2 separate regions of the Mus musculus genome follow, and region 2 is linked to region 1. A link is a loop called in an ENCODE intact Hi-C map of the cell type or tissue named here. Cell type or tissue: left cerebral cortex. All regions are shown on one strand.

Region 1 (4,000 bases):
TATCTTCCTGTCCAGATGTGGCTCTGTGTGTGTGTGGATCTCCCTGTCGTCCCAGTTTTTCCTAGCAGATAGACAACACTTTTTAAAGCTTTATTCCTTTTTATTGCTGTTCACAATTTGTACAAAAGAATGGCTTTCATTGTGACATTTTCATATATTTGTCTGTGTATGTATATGCATATATCTTTGATTAATATATCCATCTCTCATTAATATTTCTCATCCCTCCTCTCCTTGACCACTTTACATTTTGCAAAACATCATCCCTCTATCCTAATGATTTTTAGAGATCTAGAATACACATAAGAAAACCTTACATTTGTCTTTTGAGATTGGGCTTATTTTGTTTAACATAGTGAACGCTATTTCTATTCACTTTCCCATAAATAACATGATCTCTTTTCTTCTTTGTGGCTAAACAATACTCTATGGAATGAATATATATATATATACATACATATATATATAGTATAATATAGATGCATGTATATGTATGTGTATATAATATATGTGACTATATATGTATTATATAGGATGTTTTCTTTAGGCCCTCATCCATACCTTGGGAAAGGTGCTATAATAAACCCTGAGCTACAGTTATCTCTATGGTATGCTAGCTTTGAATCCTTATGGTATATACCCGGAATGCTATAGCTGGATCATATGAGAATTCTATTTTTAACCTTGGAGGATCGGCAATGCTTATTTACATGGTGCCTACACTAAACTCCATCCCACCTGCAGTGTATAAGGGCTTCTGCTGCCCCCACTAAATTCTGGTCAATGTTTATTGTCATTTATTTCCTTGGTACTGGGGTAAGACAGACACTCTGGTACTTCTGTCTACATCTTCCCGAGAGCTAAGATGCACTATGTATTTCATTTATATATTGGAGCTGTGCTTCTCTTAAGAACTGCCTTGATCCTGTCTTTATTGGGTTATTTATCCTTTTAGTGTTTGATTTTTTTTTTTAGTTCTTTGCATATAATAGCTATGAATCCTTTATTGGATGAAGAGCTGACACCAAGATTTTCTTCTATTCTGTAGACTTAGACAACACATTTTAATATGCATGAAATTTGGTTTAAATGAACATCAAGAACAGGTTCATTGGGTAGAAATGACTTGGGAGGTCTAGAGTTCACGAAAACCCTTCCTGAAGAGAACTGAGAGAACAAAGTAGAAAAGAGAAGTCAACAGGCTTGCATGGACCAATTGTGTGCACATAACTGCAGCAAGAAGAAAGGAGTTACTTTCTCGCACCCACTCCCTGCTCACCCCCTGCCTCACCCCCTCATCCATCCTGAAGACATCAGGTTCTTTCCAGGTGCCTTAATGGTGTCCCCTGGGAAAACTCTGTCCTGCAGCCCCTGAGCCCATGTAGCCCAGGTCAGCAAATGCTACATTGCAGATAAATTAGTGGTCACCACTCCCACAATGGTCTTTTTCTGCTTTGCAGATACACAGTGGAATCCTATCTAGCTGTAAAGACAAATGGAATCATGGAAATTTCAAGTAAATAGATGGAGCCAGGAAACGCTTTACAGAGTGAGGTGGCGAGGACACAGAAAGACAAGCATTCCTTCTAGCTCCATGCGGACCCTACTTTCAGATCTTTAGATTTCTATGTATAGTTTTTTAAAAGATTTATTTATTATTATATCTAAGTACACTGTAGCTTTCTTCAGACACACCAGAAGAGGGCGTCAGATCTCATTCCAGGTGGTTGTGAGCCACCATGTGGTTGCTGGGATTTGAACTCAGGACCTTTGGTAGAGCAATCAGTGCTCTTACCCACTGAGCCATCTTGCCAGCCCTTCTGTGTATGACTTGAAGAACCCACTTCTAAAAGGGGAATGGAGCTTTGGGACAGCCAGGCTCCCCAGCCTGCCCATGAGCTTCATGAGGCAGACCATCCCTCCCCTGCTTTACTGAGCTTTCCCAGATACGTTAGACTAGATAACATATCACATCATAAAAATAATTAAAAAGAAGCCAAGCACTTCCTCTAGATTAATTTAGATCCTGACCAAGGCAAGATTTGAACTTCAGAGATTATCGGGGACCCATACATGCCTGCAGCCTTCCCAAGAGAGCTAAATCATCATGGATGAATTTATAACCATTCCAAACAGAGTAGAATCGTCACGGGAAAAGATACCTTCATAAGACAAAACCGTAGGGCCTCAAGACTGCCTGAAATTCAGGCTGTCAGCAAGGCACCGACTCCGAAATAGAATGGTGTAGTTAGCATCTACCCGCTGGATTTAGAAGTCCTGGCTCTAGCTGTAAACTGCCACTGCTTCATCTTTCCCTCTCTGCCTCTCAAATAGAAGCATCTCTCTTCTTCCCTATTCATACCGCCACTAACAGTCCCCTCAGCAGTAAGTCCCTGTGTGCCCAGGATGCCCCATGGGAGCCTCGGCTGCCTGCTCTTTTCATTACAGGACCAGAATCAGCAATTCACACTTGTAGACTGCTTGTGTGGTCACGGCTGACTCTGGTGTCTATTACCACACTGGGGCCTTCCATCATTCCGGTGAGTGAAGCAAACTGAACACTGACACTTTCATGTCCAGGTCATGGAATGGACAGAGGGAAGGGCACCTCCCCGGCAGGAGGCCTGTAAGTGGGTGAGCTGTTCCTGGAGTCCACCGTTGTGGATTCCCACTGTCTGTTCTTTGCAGTTCAAAGCACTACCACTGTAGCCATCGCCCGGTGGGCCTCATCACACCCACCCGCACCTGGCTAATTCCAGTCAAGTTCAAACGCTGGCAATGAAAGCAAACTTCCAGGCACCCCAGCACCACACAGAGTTTGCAGGGAAGCCAGGCATCAGTGCTGCCTCTGTCCCGCTGAGGACATAATAGGGAAACCCACCGAGTGAGTGTTCTTTGGAGTAAATTACTTCTGGAGTAACCTAATCTGGCTTCCGAGTGGAATTCTTCACCAGCAGCATGGAAAATACGAGTCTGATGGATAACGCCTTGACTTTGCCACATGGCTTGGCTCCACTTGACCTACATTGAGGGTACGTGTTTGCGAAGCAATTGAGAAATAAAAAGTACTCCGGATTTAATTATATTGCAATCTGTGGCTGAGTTTCACTTAAGTCGCATTTCTAACTGTCAAGTTCTTCAAATTCTGTTTCTGCCACAGTCCTGTGCAGAAGTACATCATTGTCACCATCATCATCATCATCTTACATACCCTCAGCCTAAGTTATCTGCAATATGTGTCCCATAGATGGAAGGGCAAGTCCCTACCCATGGTTGTCACATTTCTATGAAATAAAATTTAAAATATCCAGAAATAAACTGGTTCCTAGATTCTGCTCAAACAGCACACGGGAGGTTTTCAAAATTAAGTAAGCATCAATTGAACATCTCTATTTTGTTCAGCACCATGGAGGATTCAGAAGAAATATGTACCATGTTCTAGAACAACCAAGGTGGAGAGGTAGCTTAGGCCAAGGTAAAGAATGCGAAGCAAAATGGCAGCTGCTGTTACACATGCCAGCTGCCATTTTAACTCAACCCTCATAACAACCTCACCAGGACAGAGATCATTGCTATCTCATGGTTACAGCTTACAAAACTGAGGCACAAAGCAAAGATGGATGGAATGAGGGTGACTCAGGTAAGGAGTGAGGGATCTAAAACAGTGGAATCCTTGCTTGGCCCTGAACATTGAATAGGGTTCAGACAGGAAGGGAAGAAGAGTGACATGGGCTGGGCAGAGGGTGGCAGGTCCTATAAGCCAAGGCAAGAATTTATACCTGATGTGTGAGGACGCCGAGAAAATAAAAAACAGAGAGTGAACTGGACCAGGCAGGGTGAGGCGCCCAGCAGACGGCCTCAGAAACCAGCCAGAAGAATGTGAAGAATGGAGAAGTTATTGGGAAAGTTGGGGTGAAAGGGCACAGGGTTATGCATCAACCTTGTCAGGATGGAGGAACAGGGAGACTCGAAGGATAAAAGCATTAGTGACTTGCTGTGA
Region 2 (4,000 bases), 330 kb before region 1:
GTGACTCTCCCTTGTCACCTTTCGGGGTTTAATAGCAGCTGCATAGGAGTTTTCATTATGATTTAATACATAGATTTCCCCCTATGCTGTCAATCATTAATGATTTTCTAGGTAATGTGATTTACTTCTGTGCTAAGTTTAGTGAGAATTTTTACATATCTATTTATAAGCTGCATAATATAGCAGCTTATTAAAATGTCTAAGTAAAATTTATAAAAATGATAAAAGTTGTGAAAGTTACAAATGAGTTATTCAGGCATTTACTAATATTTTATGTAGATATGTTTACTTCAAAATTTTAAAATATTCAATACACTCATCACAGTTTTAAATATAAATCTATTAGAACTTATACAAAGCCTATACAATAAACAAATATTTAAAATTATTTTTTAAGAGTAATAAAACATGAGTTAACCAGTACATGGACAAGTCTACAACAGCCAATTCTACTAGAATAAGTATGTCTGTCTCTGGGGACCTCCCAAGGGAGAAACATACAACACAGTGAAAAGCATACTGCCCTGAGAAAAGCCCTTCTGCCCTGAGAGGCTGGCTTTGAAAACCGGCTTTGATGCTTGGTTGATATGAAACCTCTTTGGGGTTTCATTGTATATAATGTTTTTCAGGAGGTCCAATAAGGCAAGATGCCTGAAGCAATAAACAATCCCTGATATATCCCAAAAGAGGGGCATACAAATTACACAGCTCTTCAGAATGTCAAAATGAAGCATGTGTTAGTTAAATCACAGGCCATTTATTTCAGCATGAACTCAAATTCTCTAGGAGTGCAGAAAAGCAAAAGGAGAAATGAAAATGGGAAGTTGTCTGTTCAAGCATGAGAGCGTAGCACGCGGGAAGAAACAATTCTGTCTCGTTGCCATAGGTCACCAGGGTTCAGCTTCATCCTCAACAAGATGCCAGCAGAGTGATGCTAACAAGCCCAGGTCTGGATTGCTCAACAGTGCTTCCAGGGGAGGGAAGAGGAAAATGGAGGGAGGGATGCTGTCACCTGTATCTTTAGGTGGCAATGACTTGCGGAAATGCAGGGCCATGGGGAAGGCTATGAAGAAGACCTGTGCTTGAGCTGCATCACCTCCAGAGTCCAATCACTCCAAAGCCCCCAAATCGCCTCATTTCTATGCTTCGAAGCTGGGACTATTATCTTTATGAAAAGAAGAGATTTTTTTGTTGTTGTTGTTACACGTATGAATAGAGGAGAGACTGTAAAACATCAGGGACAATCAGGAACAAGCTGCCCTCAGAAGGAATCGACCCAGCCCGTAACTCATGGTCAGTCAGACCTTGAGATTTATCAGACTACCCTCTCCCCCACACATACAAGGGGTGAAGGGCAGTTGGAGTGGGAACGGCCATTGTCAGGTTTCTAGGTGGTCAGACAGTAAGGGAAACAAGACAGACCCTGGGCAGGATCCTAAGAGAGGAAACACATGAAAAGAGTATAGCCAGGTGCTCTGTTTGGGGAGAGACCAACAATAGCAGTAAATGGCACACAGAACACCCACCACTCTCTTAGATGCAACATTTTATGCACATAAATGTCGTGCATTTGAATGGATTTAACTCATTTCCTTCACTCAACCTTCAGCCACAGCTAAAATTTCCTCTTGTCTCTCCAGTACCCATTATGCTCATTTATAGTTTATTTTATCCTGGTTCCTTCTCCTTCCCTTCTCATCGCCCCACCCCAGGCTCCACCATCGCCTGCATGAAGGACTTTAATTTAAGACACTATACTTTTCCAGGCTTTAAATGTTCCCATGCTCGAAGTGGAGGTGCTGATGACGCCCATGGAACAAGGTCATTGGTGCATGCAGTGCAGCAAGCCAGGCTCTGCAAGGATATGGGGGAAAGAAACTCGAGCCTGGAGGGTTAGGAGAACCCCAAAAGCAAGCGTCGAAGGAGCGGCGACCTGCACTTCCAGCCCTCTGCATTCTTCTGACTCTGTTCCTTGGTTTGTAGAAGATCCTGTGTCATTGCTCTGTGCAGATCTGTTCTCTACAGCATGCCGGATCTTTTTAAAAATAAAGTGAGTTGTGATCCTCCCACGATGGCGTTCTATTTTCTTCCTGCTCAAACCAAACACTTCAGAAGTCTCCTACTTGCTCCAATGCAGACTCAAGCCTCGTCTTGATCCACAGCCCCTTCTTGACTGAGTTCTTCCTGTCATTCCCAACTCTTACCGCATGTTACTCTCCTTCCTTTACTGTCCTTCCACAGAGCCTTTGTGGTCTTCACTCATCCGGAAGCCAAGCCAAACCAACCTTCCTCAACCTCCCAGCACCCACCCCTCACGTCCCTCAGTGGATCCACTTTCCATTCAATATGTAAGGTGACTGTAGTTTCTACCTGAGGCTACTCATATCCTTCTGTGGTCCCGACTTGCAGTGCAAGTGCAGTGCAAGTGGCTGCTACTCACATTCCATTTACATAGATTCTTGGATGCAGGAAGTAGGGAAAGACAGACAGCTCTGTACACAGCATCATGAAGGATGCCTTAATTGTCCTCCTGTGCATTAGGCAAAAGCCTGCTCAGGATTACTATGTAATTTCTAAGGAATTTAAGAGTTAACATCAGTTCCACATAATACAGGCCTCCCCTGGGCTCCCTAAAAAGTTCTTTTGTGTCTAGGATTAAGTGGGCTCAGTTGGTTGATACAGGCTGAATAAGGGCACAATGCCTAGGCTCAGCCCAGCCAATCCTTCCAGAAGGGTCCTGATTACTTCCTGCAGCTTGGATGCCTTTTCTTCTTCCAGTGCTTGGTGACTCTGGGAGACAGCACCTTGCAGCCACCCTAGCAGTTAAGACATTTGAAACAAACCCAATATCTTTTACTAGAAGTAATTAAGGAAAAAAAATCAACAAAAACTAAATGTTGGATACATTATAGAAATGTAATCAGAAATAAAGATGTGGCTCTGGTAAAAATTCCCCAAGTAGGGATTCAACAGTATTTCAAAAATCCTTACACTGTAGATAAGTGTATTTTTCCCCCTGTATACTTTGATTTATTCAGGCAGGGGGCTTTTAAAGAGGGAGAGGTTCACTATCTCTTTAGCTACCAGAACAGAATGCCTTTGATCTCAGGCATCCTACTTTGTGGACACAGTAGCCAGGCTTCCTGGGAGGTCAGAGCTGGGCACCATCACTCTTGTCCTTGACTAAGGTTAATGACATCCTCAGACTTTGTTGTATGTTGCTTTGATGAACCAGAGATCCCCCGCCTTTGGTGGCAGAGAAAGCCCTCAAAGCTCTGGAATTTATCTCCACTTCAGTAAAGTTTTTTTTTAGGTTTTTAGGGTTAGACTGTGTTGTCTCATTGGAATTAATTTTGACATGTTTTGGCATAGCAGAGCAATTGTTCAGTAGACAGTGGCACTTTCTGAGCTTGGTGGCTAACAATTATAAAATCTTAGGTAACAGCAGCAACTCATGCCCATAAAATATTTTGTGTCCCTAAATCATTACCAAGTCAGAAGGACACTAGAACACAAGGGATCAACACTCGACTCCTTCCTGAAAGATGCCCAGTTTTCATGGTATGCACGCAATTCAGATGATTCGATTTGCAACTAACTTTTAGCTTATTTCTTTTTTAGATACTGAATGGGAGTGGCCGTATCCGATACTGCCTTGATTTAACAGGTAAGGATGCTACAGGATCTAAGACTGATGTGCTCAGACGATGCTTGGTTGGTGAGTATAAGAGCTGTTTCTGACTTGCTAGCTATTTTTCAGTGTTTGACTGGCATGAGGCGGTCCTGATCTATGACCCGTGGTAAACGCTTCAGGGTCACTTTATTCAGATGCAGAGGGCCCCTTCCTTGGATGGCATTTCCCTCAGTTCTTAAGTCTCTATGGTTCCAAAATGGATCACACAAGAAGGAGATGTGAGAAACTGACTAGATTTGATACCGAGAGGTCATCTTTGCCTGTCACGTCACATCAAAAGACAGCCCTGGAGTCCACTCACACATC

What was found. Peaks named below come from ENCODE experiments on the same cell type or tissue, not always from the same donor. Only the 100,000 strongest peaks of a DNase experiment are listed, where the experiment ranks them.
Region 2: it touches region 1 in a loop (2.3-fold over the local background); 2 of 42 quality-filtered maps call a loop at or near these places.

The regions. Positions count from the first base shown.
Region 1 is chr5:99,715,856-99,719,855 of GRCm38, forward strand. The region is part of intron 1 of A930011G23Rik (RIKEN cDNA A930011G23 gene); the gene reads right to left. It overlaps Gm16226 (a long non-coding RNA gene), which reads left to right. Exons shown (of 3, transcript XR_001784899.2): 3 at 1-153. Among named protein-coding and RNA genes, the nearest start is that of A930011G23Rik, 11 kb to the right of the region's middle. In left cerebral cortex, a CTCF peak has its summit at 1,659 (motif pointing right); a DNase peak (open chromatin) is centred at 2,257; H3K27ac peaks cover 968 bases.
Region 2 is chr5:99,382,119-99,386,118 of GRCm38, forward strand. The region is part of intron 2 of A930011G23Rik (RIKEN cDNA A930011G23 gene); the gene reads right to left. It overlaps Gm35314 (a long non-coding RNA gene), which reads left to right. Exons shown (of 2, transcript XR_389389.4): 2 at 1,767-4,000. Among named protein-coding and RNA genes, the nearest start is that of Gm35314, 17 kb to the left of the region's middle. In left cerebral cortex, a CTCF peak has its summit at 2,205; DNase peaks (open chromatin) are centred at 910, 1,786, 2,036 and 2,567; H3K27ac peaks cover 3,853 bases.